Regions from separate parts of the Homo sapiens genome. Here region 2 is linked to region 1. A link is a loop called in an ENCODE intact Hi-C map of the cell type or tissue named here. Cell type or tissue: A673. All regions are shown on one strand.

Evidence for each region. Hi-C counts contacts between places; a loop is a spot of excess contacts. Peaks named below come from ENCODE experiments on the same cell type or tissue, not always from the same donor. Only the 100,000 strongest peaks of a DNase experiment are listed, where the experiment ranks them.
Region 2: a loop joins it to region 1, with 9 times the contacts of the local background. A loop is called at or near these places in 53 of 110 quality-filtered maps.

What each region holds. Positions count from the first base shown.
Region 1 is chr10:105,947,050-105,955,049 of GRCh38, forward strand. No RefSeq gene overlaps it. Among named protein-coding and RNA genes, the nearest start is that of LINC02627, 130 kb to the left of the region's middle. In A673, a CTCF peak has its summit at 3,475 (motif pointing right); DNase peaks (open chromatin) are centred at 3,492 and 5,292; H3K27ac peaks cover 1,806 bases.
Region 2 is chr10:106,171,169-106,179,168 of GRCh38, forward strand. The region is part of intron 1 of LINC02624 (long intergenic non-protein coding RNA 2624); the gene reads left to right. Among named protein-coding and RNA genes, the nearest start is that of LINC02624, 35 kb to the left of the region's middle. In A673, a CTCF peak has its summit at 4,814 (motif pointing left); a DNase peak (open chromatin) is centred at 4,793.

The DNA of each region.
Region 1 (8,000 bases):
AAGCATGGTCTGAAAATGGAATGCCCCGAGGCCTTGTACCAGGTCTATGACTAGGAAGGGAAAGATCGAGCAGAGAGTATCACCTAGAATCATCATTTGAATTATGATGTAATAGCTAAAGAATACATTACCTAACATTTAGAAATTGTCTGATAAAACATTTGTATTGACCTTCAAGTTTCAGAAATTGGATTTCAATCTTAAGGGACTTTGGAACTTTACATTTTTATATCACTTGAAGCATTTGACTTTCTTCCCCGCTGGGCCATCCTAACTTCTACCAATTTATCCCACCTCAGTTAATGCAAATCATTGAGGCTGAGCCTCCTTTTATTTTTTTTTTTCTCTTTCTAATAATGGCATTTGTATTTTATTAGTAGGTGCTCTTTGCATCATATATGACACTGCCCAGACAACATTCACAGATCCTAGAGTGACTTGAACTTGTTCAGACACATCTATTTTTGCCTCATATAAACCCTCTCCACCAGTCTGATGTACTTACTGATTCAAGAAAAAAAAAAAACAACTTTTACTTGTAGGAATAGAGCCTTCTAGGGGTAGAGAGGAACCCATTGGGTTTTCTTTTAAGAACACTGGAGTCATTCACTACAGATCATAACTCTCCCCTTTCCCCAAGTTTACCAGAGTCTGAGCTTTTATTTTGACCATAAATTTGTTCTCACAGTAGTCAGGGCACATTAACCCCTCTTTATTGGACACATTATTACCTTAAATTGTTGCATAAAGACCTAGTTTTCTTGCATTTTTCCCCACGATGTTTGGATTGCATCTGCTTTTTTCTATGCTATAAAACTTTAAGAGTAAATATTTATCTGTCCATAATGAGGCCCAGAGATTTCTGGAATCTGCATGTTCCAGAAGAAAGTCAATCATTTCAATTTAGTTTTAACAAGAACTACCTAAACTGCCTATTGATTTTTGTCTTCACAATCAACTACATATAGAAAAGGAAGATTGGACTCCAACATGGGCCTTAGCACTGCTGGCTTCATGAGCTTCTGGAAAAATTCATACTGCACAACTTAAGTCTGATATTACGTTAACAGGCCTTACAGTCAAGTCTTCTTCAACGTGACCTTGGTTTTCCTTTTCAGTCACGTCTTCTACAGCTGTTCTATAGACTCTCTCCTTCAACCATTCTGACCAATACACAACATAATACCATATTTATTTCTTAGAGCAGAGACCTCTGAAAGTTGAAAATCATCTTTCAATTGAAATTTGAAAGATGGATTTGATTTCAGTGGACAAAATTCTCAGGGCTTTCTGAAAATTCCCAAGAAGCATCATTGTCATGTCATTGATCTTCTAAACGAGAATGAAATCTGCATGCTCATGAGAAACCACTTCCAACCTCAGACATTGCCCATGGATCACAGCATTGCTTCTTCAAGGCTCAAACATATTTATTATATTACATGTGGGGCTTATTTATTTACTTATTAACTATCTTCCCTTACTCGAATGAAAGCAGGAAGTTTTGACTTTTTGTTCACTGCTATATCCTCAGCATTTAGAATAGCATTTCACATATAGTAGGCACTCAGTGTAAGTTTGTTAAATAAATATAGTTTAGAATCCTTTTCAGCCTAGAACTACTGTCCAGCAGTCTTAATGAATTGGTATTAGAATTCAAGATTAAATCTACTGGCCATCTGTATTTGCCACTTCATGGGCTACTGCGTATTTCACTGTTTGTCCTGAATATTTCTCATCTTCCTCATTACTAGACACATAATAAAGCCACACAACTAAATAATGTTACCTATAATTAAACTTTTTAAAGGAAGGCATTCCTCATGAATAATGCACAGATGCCAAGAGTTATCAGTTACTGGATTCCTACAGTGGTGGCTTTGTAATCTGTCAACTTGGCAAGGCTGAACTACTTTTCCAGGTTCCCTTTTCTGTATGTTTCTGGCTTGGGTGGGCCAAAAAAGAGATTCTTTTGTGAGATTTGGAAAGAACAAAGCAGCAGGTCTTTGATAGCTCATATGTATTGCTGTTTACTTGTTTGCTTACCTAAGTGGCATGATACAGACACTAAGACTACAATGGTTTCACCTTCCACTGGATTCTCCATTAGCTTATTGGACTCGTGGGCTAGATGTGTGTTTAGCTCTCTTGCAAAAAAACCCAGTTTCTGCAGGACACCCATACCACTAAGGCAACAGCCATAAGACCTGGCAGTTTATAGTTTGTCCTACTGAGTTCCTGAGTTCCAGGTCTTGCTGGTCGGTTCTAGCTTGTCCTTGTTCTTCTCTACTTTACGTCTGTCTTCCCTTCCTTCCTGCCTGCCTGCCTTGTGGACTTTGAGCTCTAGCATCAGTCTCTGAGGCAATAGCCTTACAGAAGTTGGTTAACCAGCTTTCACAAATGCTTAAGCACAAATCATTATGCAAATCTACTTCTGCCTATCTAATCTATCTATCCTTCTTTCCATCTATCTATCCATCCATCCATCCATCTATCTTCATCATCATCTATCTATCTATCTTTTTCTATTGAGCCCTAACACACCCACTATATGCCATGAACCCAGTTAGGCACTGTTATCTCCAGCCCTTTCAACAGCACTATCTATTATGATTATCCCTATGTTCCAGAACATTTAAAACCACATCTGCTTGATTTCTAAGTCTGACATCTTTTCATACTTCATGCAATCTTAACTACATATTATTTTCTCACAATATTTATAAAATAAAACATATCCACATTAAAATTATATTAACATGATTCCACTAGCTCCCGCCAAAGCATTTGGCATTTTGAAGCAGGAACAAAAAAAGTTGATGGAACACAAAACACTAACAGAAGAATGTTTCCTTTTACTGAGGCCCATCTAGGAACTTTTCCAATGTGTGCTTTGAGAACTTAGATACATTTTGATTGATGCACCAATTTTAACATCTGCTTGGGCTCTTAAAACTAGATGTCTGGTCTATAACGTCTGTCTTAAGTGTATAAAACAGAGAAAAACTCCAACTAAATAAGTTCATCATTTATGTCTATACCATGACTTTTAACCTGAGAGACCCCTACTTGATTCTGAATCTTTAAGATTGAAATAAAATCTCTCTTTAGAAGAGATGGTCTAAAATTGATGCCAAACAGAACATTTTTTAATGTGTCTGACCAACAGTCATTTTCTGTTCCTACCTCTACCCAAATTATAGTAATCTGTTACCAGCCACAGAGAAACTCCTCAAAAGGAAAATGCATGTAAAATGCTACAAATTGTCCTTGGAGCAGAGTCAGTTTTAACACATATTAGTCATTATTATTTTCATGTTAATTATTGTTTTCTGTCATTATTTTGTTGCAGCTGGTAAGAGACTCTTCACTTTATGTCAACCAAATAGATTTTGCATCCCAAAGGCCCTGCGTGATCTTCATGTTCATACCCTTGAGAATGATAGAAGCTTCTACTCTATGTGGTGTGCTCTGTGTGGCCAGCAGAGGGAGCAAGGAGTTCTTTATAAAAGTAACCTTTCTTTCTGCCTCAAATTGGCAGATTGGAGATAAAGTGCTGATCTTTGGGACAAGTCAGCATTACACAGACTAGCTTCATGTAGAACAAGTATTTTTCATTTCTAACTGTGGAATGAAAAAGAAAATGGTGTTTCTTCTCTTCTCCTAATTTTATGGGCCAATGACTCCTCTCCATACAAATTATAGAAAAATGCAATTCACCATGAACCACTCATTGCTTCCCTAGCAAATTCATCCGTTGATAGCATACAGATAACTTATTCATACATTCACACGGTCCATCATTCATTCACAGAGATAGATACTTAACAGAGACATAAGGTCCTATGTGGCTGACAATGTGAGTCATGTTTGGATGGATAGAAGATTAAGAAAAATAATAAGAGTATAGACATTAGAGAGGTTTTGATATATCTTTTACATACCAGTTTGAAGCAAGCTCCAAAATGATGCTAACAAGCCATGTAATTATCTGACTTCTCATTAGTGATAATTCATTAGCAAGCCAATGTTATGCATGTCTGTTAATCACCTCCTGGTTATGGCTCTCTCTGGAGGACCACAAATGAGATTTTTAATTTTTCAAAACAGCTTTCACTCTTTTCCTCTTGCATTTGCATAGCACCTTATGCTTCTCAAAGTTGATTGACACACATAATCTTATTTGATTCTCACCGTGGGCCTGAGAGGTCAGTTTATTTACAAGTCCTCCATTGTCGACATGGAGTAGGGAGAAGGTAGGTACACATAGTGGCTGAATAACCTGAAACTGGAATTTAGGGTCCTGACTTCCAACCCCATTTGATATTCCTAGATGAGCTATCCATACTAGGTATTCAGTAAATGCTGGCCGGATGAATGTCTGATACTACTCTGTTTCACTGATAGTCTCTGATACTTGCAGATTGTCAATTAACATCCAGAGAAAGAGAAAGTCATAAAGAGTTTGGTTTTAAAAATCAATGAGGTGGGCCGGGCGCGGTGGCTCACACCTGTAATCCCAACACTTTGGGAGGCCAAGGTGGGCAGATCACAATGTCAGGAGATCGAGTCCCCCCGGCTAACACGGTGGAACCCCGTCTCTACTAAAAAAAATACAAGAAATTAGCTGGGTGTGGTAGCGGGCGCCTGTAGTCACAGCTACTCGGGAGGCTGAGGCAGGAGAATGGCGTGAACCTGGAGGGGCTGAGCTTGCAGTGAGCCGAGATCGCGCCACTGCACTCCAGCCTGGGAGACAGAGCAAGACCCTATCTCAAATAAATAAATAAATAAATAAATAAATAAATAAATAAATAAATAAAATCAATGAGGTGATGAAAAAGTTCTGCAACTATATAGTGATGATGGTTGTACAACACTGTGAATATATTTAATGGCAGTGAATTTTATACTTTAAAATGATTACCATGGTAAAAGTTATGTATTTTACTACAAGCCTTTAAAAAATGATATCAATAGAGGGGTCATTTGCATTCTGGCCACAGAAGGGACTAAAGAAATGGAAGGCTACATGTAAACTGGCAGTGTCTGTAAAGAGGATTCCAACTTTAAACAATGAGTTAGAGTATTCACGGTTCCTTCTGCTGAATTAAATTGTTTGACCAAAAGCTGCCTCCATACCTAGCAAATGGTAACCTAGGGTAACATGTAAACAAATTGCAAACTAACTTGAGAGTACATTCTTGTAGAAAATAACAGAGCCTCAGTCAATCTCAGCAGCCGAACTTTCAGGCAGTCACGGGCTGCAAACTGCTCAGGCATGTCTGAACAAGGCAAATGCTAAGCTGCAACCAATCAAGCTGTTTCTACGTTATCACTTCCTTTTTCAGTCAGTAAATACTGCCTGCTCACATTGCTGGGTGAAGCTCTCTGAACCTCTCTTGGTTCTGAGTGCTGCTGAATTCATGAATCTTCTTTGCTCAAATAAACTCTGCTAAATTTAGTTTGTCTAAAATCTTTCTTTAAACACTTGCAAAGCTTCAATTCGATACTTCTGTTATTCCAATTCATCAGCATGTTGGCTTGGGATTACACCCCTTCTGAGAGGAAATTTATTTTAATTTTACTCAAGCAATTTTCATCACAAAAACGATTAAAACATGGATTTAGTTTTCAAACAGGTCTTAGTCCTTTGGGACAGAAGATGTAGTTTTACATAATAAATGTTTAAGTAAAAACAAAAACGGAACCCATGAGAAGTGAAGCACCAGTTCAGTACAGACTTTGAGTTATTTCTAAGCTTTGGTGAGAGAAGCGTTGCCTGCCCCTATTTGGCCCCAAACACTCCTGACAACCATATCCGAGGTCACCGCGTGTATGTTGACAGAATCTTCATTCAGATGTTGAAAACATTTTGAAAATTTCTCTACAGCCAGCTAGGGAACACAGTTTCTTTTTCCCCATTATGGCTTAATCATCAGCTTTCTTCTGCTTTCTTTTACCTTCATGTGGGGAAGGCCACCTAGTTCCCAGCCTGAAATCCGAGGAAAACAAAACAAAACAAACAAACAAAAACAATATTCATGCCACAAGGTAAGGAATTAGTCATTTGATGTTTATTTAATTTTCTTCCTGACTGGTGAGATTTCCTACTTTAATACTGTGAAGGCTTTGAAATAATTTCCTTGCTGGTGTTTGAAATGTTTATTTCTTTGGGTGTGTAGTGCTCTTGTGGTGAAGTGCATCATGTACACTGCACGACCCACTTCTCAAGATCACCCTCGGACGGGTCAGAGTGAGAATGGTTTGTCTTTTGAACTCACCTGTGAGGACTCTGTGAGAAGTGAGCCAGAATGAATTACACAGAAACTAATTGATTTAATTGTATTTCTTTTACAGTCTGCGTAACTCACTCATTTTGCTCTACTATTTTTCATGAAAAAACATTGCTACTCTGCATATTGTATGTTCAGAAAACCATATACATTTATTGTCATGTAATATTAAAAATCTTTGTGGTCCCTGATGAAAAGAGCCAAATACATCCCTAGAGGGAAGATAGTTGTTAATGATTATGGTGTATGTCAATGGAATGTCACTGTGTCCCCCCCACGAGATGACTTGTGTTCAGAAGCATTTATTCATTGATTAGATCTCCTAGGTGTCAGGCACTGAGTTTGGTGCTGAAGACAAAACCATGAGCAAAAGCACCTATGGACCCTCCTTTAAATAAGTTTAGAAGCTAGTGAGCTGATTGATAGTCTCAAAGAGACCATGGCATTTGGGGTCAAACAGATCTGGCTTTGAATTTCAGGTAAGCCCCTTATTGTCACTTAGACCTCAACACCATACTAGGTATCCAGGAGGATAGTCAGTGTGTTCGGGAGAATAAGGCTCTGTACATATGACTGTAATAAGACACTTGCTCATTTCCATCCTGCCAAAAAAAAAAAAAAAACTCTTCTAGCTAGAAATTTTTATTACATCTCTTCCTCATGGGAAGAATTGCCCATTAGCTCTAGTAAGTTGGTAATTGTGTTATGCCTGTAAGCGGGGAGAAGTAAGCTAAATGTATTCCTGACTTATAGGTTTATTAACATTTGAGCTCTAGTTAATTTGAGCACCGTTTTAGAATAGAATTTAGGGCAAAGGAAAGAACAGGAGGAAGGAGGCTTATTTGTGAGCAGGTGGTAGAAGCAGGTAGGAAGGGAGATGAGAATGAATCTACAATGAATGAATACTCCTCTTAATTATGTATTAACCAGAGGTCTTCATTATTTGATGGACTACCTTGCCCATTACTACCTTTCCCTTCTGGTATTTAATAACTGAACTGTTTATTGCTTTAGTGGTAAACTGTGTCAGGAACCTGCAGTCCCAGAATTTTAAGAGCCTATGATTGAATTGGTTGAAGAAATCAAGAATAAGGAGTCCTGTATTATAGCCCATATGTAGGCAGTCATCTCTCCTTGGGAAGTCAGATGGGCTGGAACAGGGGAACAGTGGACAAAAAGAGAACAAAAAAGCAAATATTCTGTGCTCTAAAATATTAACATATAGAAATTCGAGTCATGGTTGAAAGAAAAAGGGTGAGGGGATCTAATGGTCAAAAATAAAATAATAATAATATAGAGCCTGAATCTTGAAGGATTTTGTTTTGTTTTCCTTACGTGCTCAGAAAAGGCCTAGATAAATGGAGCTTGAGGATACAAAAATGTGTCAGAATGAAATCCTCATGAAAATATTACATGGAAGTCATCACAACTCCACGGGACTTGGAGTACCTCTCTGCACCAAGATAGCTGGCTGATTTTCTGCTCAGTCACAATTTTACTTGAAAGCAAGAATTGTCCTAGCTCCTTTTCCATTATCCCAAAAAGTTTAACATTCAAAGCAGGGTCTCATTAAAAAAGAAACTACTGGTCAGTTAATATAATTGAGATATCACAATTTCAGAATAAACATTTTATTAAAAATAAAAATAAAAAAGTATTCTATAGTAAAATATTAGTGGATGTTCAAAAAAAGCTGATAAAGGTAAT
Region 2 (8,000 bases), 220 kb after region 1:
CAGGAAATTTTCTAAGCACCCTGGAATGAAGACATCACGTCGTTCACATCACCCATAAATGGCAATGCATCTTACTGTGGAACCTTCTGGAACACATCTTGGGACCATGAGGAATAGCAACCATAGGATAAAGCCGGTATATTAGAAGTCTAAGCAAGGTGTTGGAGAGAAATCAAATCTTTGTAATATTGGCACTTTAGTAAAAGGGCAGGAATAAATATTTTCTCTGGGACTTTGAATTGTGTGAATCAAACAAATTTCTTTATCATAACAATCCATTTAAATTTGGTTTTAATTTACTTAGCTCTGAAAGTGAATTCATATAAAGGGCTGTCTTTGCTGAACTCTCCTACAGACAGAGCCTGAGTCAAAGGTTTGGGAGCACATAGTTAATTTAAGGTAAAATTTAACAAGATGATGAGAGTGGAGAAAGAAATTCAGAGCAGGAGAAAAGCCAGTAAAGGAGGTGTTAGGGTAAGGAATCACAGTAGGAGTGCCACAGTAGGCAGAGCAGGAATGATTAACATTTTTCATTTCAATGTATTTTAGAGAGGTTAAATAGACATCTTCAAACTCAAAGACTATAAGCAGTGGTTATGTCACAACAGTGCTAAAACCTGAGATTTATTGAACATTTACTATAAGAGGATTATGCTAAGTTCTTACCATACAGTATCTCATTTAATCTTTAAAACAATCTCTGGAGATAGTTATTATAATGCTTAATTTATTTAAAAAAATGAAATTCTGGGTAGAGAAAATTGTGTAATTTGCTCAAAGCCACATGTCAAGCATGTCAGAGTTATATCCCAAACTCAGGTCATTCTGACCCCAACACTCCATGCAACACTGCCTCCTACCCAGCCACAAAAGGTAAGCCAGCAAGGGAAGGAGCGGTCACCAACATAAGGAAACACTACCATTATTGAAAGAAACACATCTCTAAATTTCCTAGGTGAATTTATAATCTTATTTAATTTTAAAACAAAGATGTCCTACTTTCTCAAAGATTCAATTTTATCTTTCAGTAAGATGAAAGGGTTCAACCATAGTATCTCTAAGAGCCCTAATAATTGTTAGATTATATAATGGTCTGATACAAGCTTTTCAAATGCAAATATAAGTGAGTTTTAAAACATTGTCCATATGTAAGTGCATCTGAGAATACATTTTATTTAATACATAAAATTGCAATGTGTATTTGGGTATTTTCAAGACGAGGGAAAACAAGGGCTATGTGTGGAACAATCAGATATAAACACAGATTAATACAATTCAGTCTTTCAAGGACATTTATTGAGTATCCCCTTTAGGTCAGGTACTATGCAGCCATTGAAATATCAGTCCCTGGAAGCAAATAAAAACAAAAAGACACCTAAGAGTCGTTGGCAACCAATTTCATGCCACCCAACAAAGTCTCTTTTCTTGAATAGGATGAAGGTAGTGCAGGCCGAGAACAGAAAAGATAAAACAAATAATCTAATTCTAATTTGCACTTCAGTTTTTGCCAAATTATAAAGCTGGTTAGAGACTTATTTAGGATATAAAAATTTGTGTGAAAGCCTCTGAGCGCACGCACACATACACACACACACATATACACACACACACACACACACACACACACAGAGGCATCTATAATATGGCAGCATCTCAATATGGTTCTCTCTAAGGAGGCAGCATTAGCTGGTGGAAAGAACAATGATTTGGGAATTAGGCAGATTTGGAAATAAACCTTCCCTCAACCATTTTCTAGTTGGGGAATATCACTTTACCTTTCTGAGTGTTCCTGTCTTTTGAATGACTTAACTACAAATTTGTCAACTAGGGTTGATGTATACATAGTTCCTGGCCTAGGTACTCAAATAGATTAATAATAATAAGAAGAAGAAATAGTTACTATTCATTGAGGTATTTTTAAAATCATTTACAGTATGGGTTTTGAGAAACTGTTTCCTTGAAAAATAAAATCCCCACAGCCTAAATCACAAAGGAAATTAACAGTTTTAAATGTCACAAATGATTGTACATAATTAATGACCACTGGCAAGATTTAAAAAGAAAATCTAATGTGAGTGAGTGATTCTCCCTGGGATCCAAAAATTACTTTTAAAAATATTGGTACGCAAGCTAAATTAACTTAAGTATAGAGACCGTTTTTCTATTTTAGCATCTTTTTTCCTTTGCTTTAATAGAATAAACATGTAAAAATAAAGGACTTAGAAAGCATATTTTTCTGAGTTATCAAACATAGCCGTTACAGTTTTAAATTGCTGAGCTCAAAGGCTGAAGCTTACATTTTGGAAAACCATAAATACTAAAGCAAAGTCTCGATATGCCTATATCATTTTACCTTAGCTTGTGTTAGTTCTTATTATCAGAGTTCAAACAGTTGTATAAAAGTGTGTCCAAGAAATTGATGTGATATTGATTATCTATTTTTTCCTTTTAATGTTGATGATAAACTCCATTTACAGTTATGTGATTTGTCTCTCTGTAACTCTTCATGAATTATGTTGTAAAAATTTTGTTGTATTGTTAATGCTTGTATTAAACCTAACTTTTTAATGTATTTATCTCTTTTCTCCTCAATAAGATTATAATATTATTGGTAAAAGATTCTGTGTTATGCTGTTCCCCTTTGTAGCCTCTGAGGTCAGGTAGCATATATTCTTTGTGTACAGCAGGAGCCCAGTGTGTAACATATTTAGGGCTGGGCTGATATTTCGCTCATCTCTATATTCATATTCATCTCTTTATGCTGATTTGTGTCTGCTTTATAACTCCTGTTCTTCCATTTGACTCCTCTATCATAGTCTCTGTTTTATCAGATTCCCTCCTCATTTTAAATCAAATCAAATCCTTCTGTTTACTTTCCACTTACATTACTGCCTGCAAGTGTCTATCAGGTATACTTATACCTAGATTATTTATGCCAGGGCTGTAATGCTTTTCACAATACCATATGCATCAAAGATGTTTCCCAAAGCAAAACTCCCATTTTATCGCATCTACTCAATTTTGCAAGCCCGTAACTCCTCCCAGTTGTCATTTCCACAATAATACAAGGGAGGACATTGTTTGTATAAAAATTTTACACAGTGCCTCTCTCTGTCTAGTCCATTTTTTAGTTAATCAAATTTTTATTTTATTCTATTTTGCCGGTTCCTTGTAATCATTACCCACTTCACATTCTTCTGTATTTGAAATTTCTACAGGCTCCACCTCCTTTCATTCAAATTGAGTTCATTTTATACATGAGCTTTCCCTCATGGACATTTTAATCAGCTGCTCCATGTACCAAGAAAATGCTTTGAAACATAAGCAGACTGCATCTCTAGTAGAATCATTAGTAGAATGTAGAATTTGTTGCTGATTTATCTCTACCTAGGTAAAAGGCAGAGATGTGGATTGTAACAAATCTGTTACCTTACTCTAACCTGTCTTAGTGACAACCAGTTATAGTATGACTTGCTTTTCTTTTATATACATAAGGGGGTCAGTGAGGGGCGAGATCTCTAATATTCTTATTTGTAGGCACTACCCAGTGTGCACCTAGCAATTGCATGATATAGAAAACATATCATTTTCACTACTGAAAAACTCTTTATTTTATAATTATTCAATGGTAAGAAAAGAGGCTTTATAAAATTCTGACTAAAAAACTAGAATGTAGATCTATGGAACTATTTTTGGGGGATGCTCTCTCTGATTTTTAAGAGTTCAATTTCAAAGGAAGTGTCTCAAGCAAAGGCCATATCTCTTTCCTGAAACAGCTTCTAAGAAAGGCAGTGAAAGCTGATAGGGAGGACTTGATCCTAGGATCTAGCTGCCAGAGCCTTATCTTTGTGCATCCACCGGCCAATGAATAGGACATCTCCCAGGGCCAATATTGAACTTAAAAAAGGACTGAACATCTGTTGTCATGTTGCTAACAGACTCCATGTACACTTGGTTGAGAAGGAGATCAAGACTGTCTTTAATATTAACTATTTTTGAATTTAAAAATTTGGGGCCAGGCACAGTGGTTCATGCCCGTAATCCCAGCATTTTGGGAGGCCGTGGTGGGTGGATCACAGGTCTGGAGATCAAGACCATCCTCACCAACATGGTGAAACTCTGTCTCTATTAAAAATGCAAAAATCAGCCAGGCATGGTGGTGGGCGCCTGTAGTCCCAGCTACTCTGGAGGCTGAGGCAGAGAATTGCTTGAACCCAGGAGGTGGAGTTTGCAGTGAGCCGAGATCGCGCCACTGCATTCCAGCCTGGGAGACACAGCAAGACTCCGTCTCAAAAAAAAAAAAAAAAAAAAAAAAAAAGGAAGACGTTCTCTAGAAATATGAATATCCAGATGTGGTTATTAGAAAAGCCCATTTAAAATTATTTTTGTCCAAAAAAACTGGGGACATGTGGTCACTGCAATCACAGCACACCAGTTCTCTCCATAAACCCCATCCTCTGGGCTGCGCCTGTGTACTTCCTAAGAAGAAATACTGAATAGAGGTGCCTCAAGACTAATCAGATTTAGTAGGGACAATCCGCTTTGCTGTTCATACTGAGAACAAAATCAGACCTAAATTGACTGATCCAGAATTAAGGACTTTACAGATTTACAATATAAACAGTGACATCTTGTAAGGGATCTATGCGATACATTTAACCATACTAGTTTTCCAAACTGCATTTGTGAATTCACTTTGTTTTTTGGGAAGGTTGTTAACAATGAAGGTTGGTTGAGGAAGATTTCTATTTTGATGTATCTTTATTAAAAAGGCTTGAATTTAGACATATCGAGAGAGTGCCACCTTGTGGGTAAAAGGCAGTAAAGTCAGATGGAGAAAAACATATCACGTGTAAATTTTCACTATTTCTGATTGTTCTCTTTATATGTAACTAAGCCTGACAACCCAAATATTTCTTCAATCATACAGAGAGAAAATTATATAAAAGTGATGCAAATTAATCTAAAGATTTCAGAGAAATATTCTGTTTCAATATTATTATACAAGAATAGTGTGTTTCAAAAATATATGTATATACACTGTCATATACGTGTGTGTATACGTGTATATGCATACTTTTGCTGCTGGTGTTCATAAAATATCAATACAAAAAAACAGCAAACCATTTGAAGATAGAAATATTAAATCTACCTTCACATTTTGATTTTTTGGCTCATCCTCAATTCTACACAATTATTAATTCTCAGATGCATGGACTAAAAAACTCGGCATAAAAATTAATTTCTTGATATCGAAGAAAAACAAGGTTATGGACAAAATACAGTACTGCAGCGGGTTTTCATTGATGGCAACCTCTTATTCCATGCACCGTGTTAACATTATGCAGCTTTAATGCGGAAATGGAATACATCTCATTTCTCAGGATACCTGGTTTGAGCCAGGCTTTTTTTGTTTGTTTGTTTGTTTGCTTTTTGAAACGGAGTCTCGCTCTGTCACCCAGGCTGGAGTGCAGTGGCGCCATCTCGGCTCACTGCAAGCTCCGCCTCCCGGGTTCACGCCATTCTCCTGCCTCAGCCTCCCGAGTAGCTGGGACTACAGGCACCTGGCTATTTTTTTTTTGTATTTTTAGTAGAGACGGGGTTTCACCGTGTTAGCCAGGATGGTCTCGATCTCCTGACCTCGTGATCCGCCCGTCTCGGCCTCCCAAAGTGCTGGAATTACAGGCGTGAGCCATCGCGCCCGGCCAAGCCAGGTTTTTATAATCTGCAAATCATGTGTTGTCATTGGTTCTAGAATGATAAGCCAAAAATAGATCAAAGACAAATAATTTCAAATAAATATCAGCATTAATGTTTATGTCTATAGTTGTTTAAAATTTGTCTCATTTGAATAGCTAGAGTTCAATTCCTTGACTGCTTTGAATTGTTCAGAGGAAAGATTTGGATACAAGGGCCTTTTAGTAATTATTATAAAGGAATCAGTTTCTTCCTGGTTTACCAACTTTTTTTGAATCTTGATGAAAGAGATAGTGAATATGTCAGCTGAACTCTATTTCTAACTTCAGATGAAATGAACTGTTCATATATAAAGCTGATTTGTCCTATAAAACTGCTGGTTTAGTTCTTTATTTTCAAAATGTCTATGTTCACGTCCTTTCCTGCCTCATCCCCTGACTCTGAGCCATTGCACATCCATGTCTCCATCTGTCCCAGACAAGTCTCAGAGGTATATGTCACAAGGGAGAAAGTCAGAGCAGGTGGTTTAGTTAGGAAACACCTTCCAGTCCTATTGCTATTTCTCTTTTGTTTCTTTCCATCTCTTCCATGAAGCCATTCTTGACTTTTTCATGCTCTCCAATCTCCCTCCACTTAAGTCTCCTGTAAATCTTCACCACACAATTAAACCCTTAATTATATAATGTGATATTTGTCCTCTAATTGTTTTACAAGTGTTAGTCTTGTTTTTGTGCTATATTGTGAGCAATTTGGGAACAGGAACTATGTATTTTACTTTTTCTAAATCCTGCACAGCATTCATCAGAGTGCAGGCCTCCATAAATATTTTAAAATAAAATTAATGGAGGATGACAGGGCCTTGGCCTTGTCCTGTTTAATATTTGGGGCAATGACTTAGAGGGCTTAAAAGAAATGCTTTTTGAATTTGCAGATATCCTGAGGTTGGGAGTGAGAACTCAGGCTCTAGTGGGAAAGACAGATATGCATTCATTTAGATTACCATGCATTATCAAATATTAGACTAAATATTGTCAGAAAAATTAAATGGAACTTCCTGGAGGAGTCAATAGATACTGAGAAGCAGCATTTGAGCTACTGAGAGGGGATTCTGGACAAAGATGGCATGCACAAAACAACAGACTAGAGAATGATGTGGAATTGCTTGAAGAATGATGTACTCATGGAGGAAGAAATGCATGTGGGTAGGTGAGACTTGTAATCCATTATTGCACGAGTTACAAATTAAGTATAGGTTGTAAAGAACATTATGTACCTTGCAAAATGGCTATGATTTAGATACATGGATTTTGTGCATTTCAGTATTTCTCTCCTTTCTATTCCCGATGCTGCAAATCTAGTTTCTCCTTCTATCTTTAACAAAATAATATAATAACCCCCTAATTAGTATCCCCGTCCCTAGATTCTTTCTAAATAAATCAGGCTTCCACACGGTTGAGTAATATCATAACTTTACATGAAAACCACTTGTAATTTTCCAGTTCCTACAAATTGAAAATAACCTCCCTGTAACAAACTAACCCTGGCAATAGGACCTTGACTTAAGTACCTTGCATTCTCTATGTTATTCCTTATGACACAGTAAGAAGTAAATTCTCTTGGCTCCCAGAGATATACCCATCTTTGGAAATTATCCACACTTTCCAATTATGCATGCTTTGCATTTTTCTTCAAGTACCCTATTATCGGCCTACCAAATTCTATCTCCTTCAAGTCCCAACATGAGGGAAAAATCCTTCATCAGTCATCCTCGGAAACCCACTAAACCATATGATTTCAATCTCCGTTGAATCTCTCAAGTCTTTGCTTATACTATGAGAACCTGACACGTCTTCTGTCCTATGACTATATAATAGTTATTTGTGTTCTTGTCACCACATAATCACCATATCTATCTCACCTTGTTCTCTCCTTGACAAAAAAAGATGTGGAATATAGTAATCTTTGCAGACCCCAAAGCAGTTGGCATTAAGAAGACCTTGCTCATACCAATTTTTAGCACTGTTTGCTCTTTGGTGACCTGCTGACACAAAGAATGTATTGCAGAATCTGACACTCTATGTCCTCTACAGAACCCACAGTCTAGAGGGGGACAGCTTACTAGGTACATACATCATAAAACAAGGTGGAAAAATGAATTGGGGAATATAATGGAATTCCTAAGTATGAATTCAGTATGGAAGTGGCAAGATTCCACCATTCAAATTGAAATAATGTGGTCAGGTATAGACTTCGAATCTTATCTGAAAGTCTAAGTGGTAAGTGGACTAAAGTCACTTCCTGGG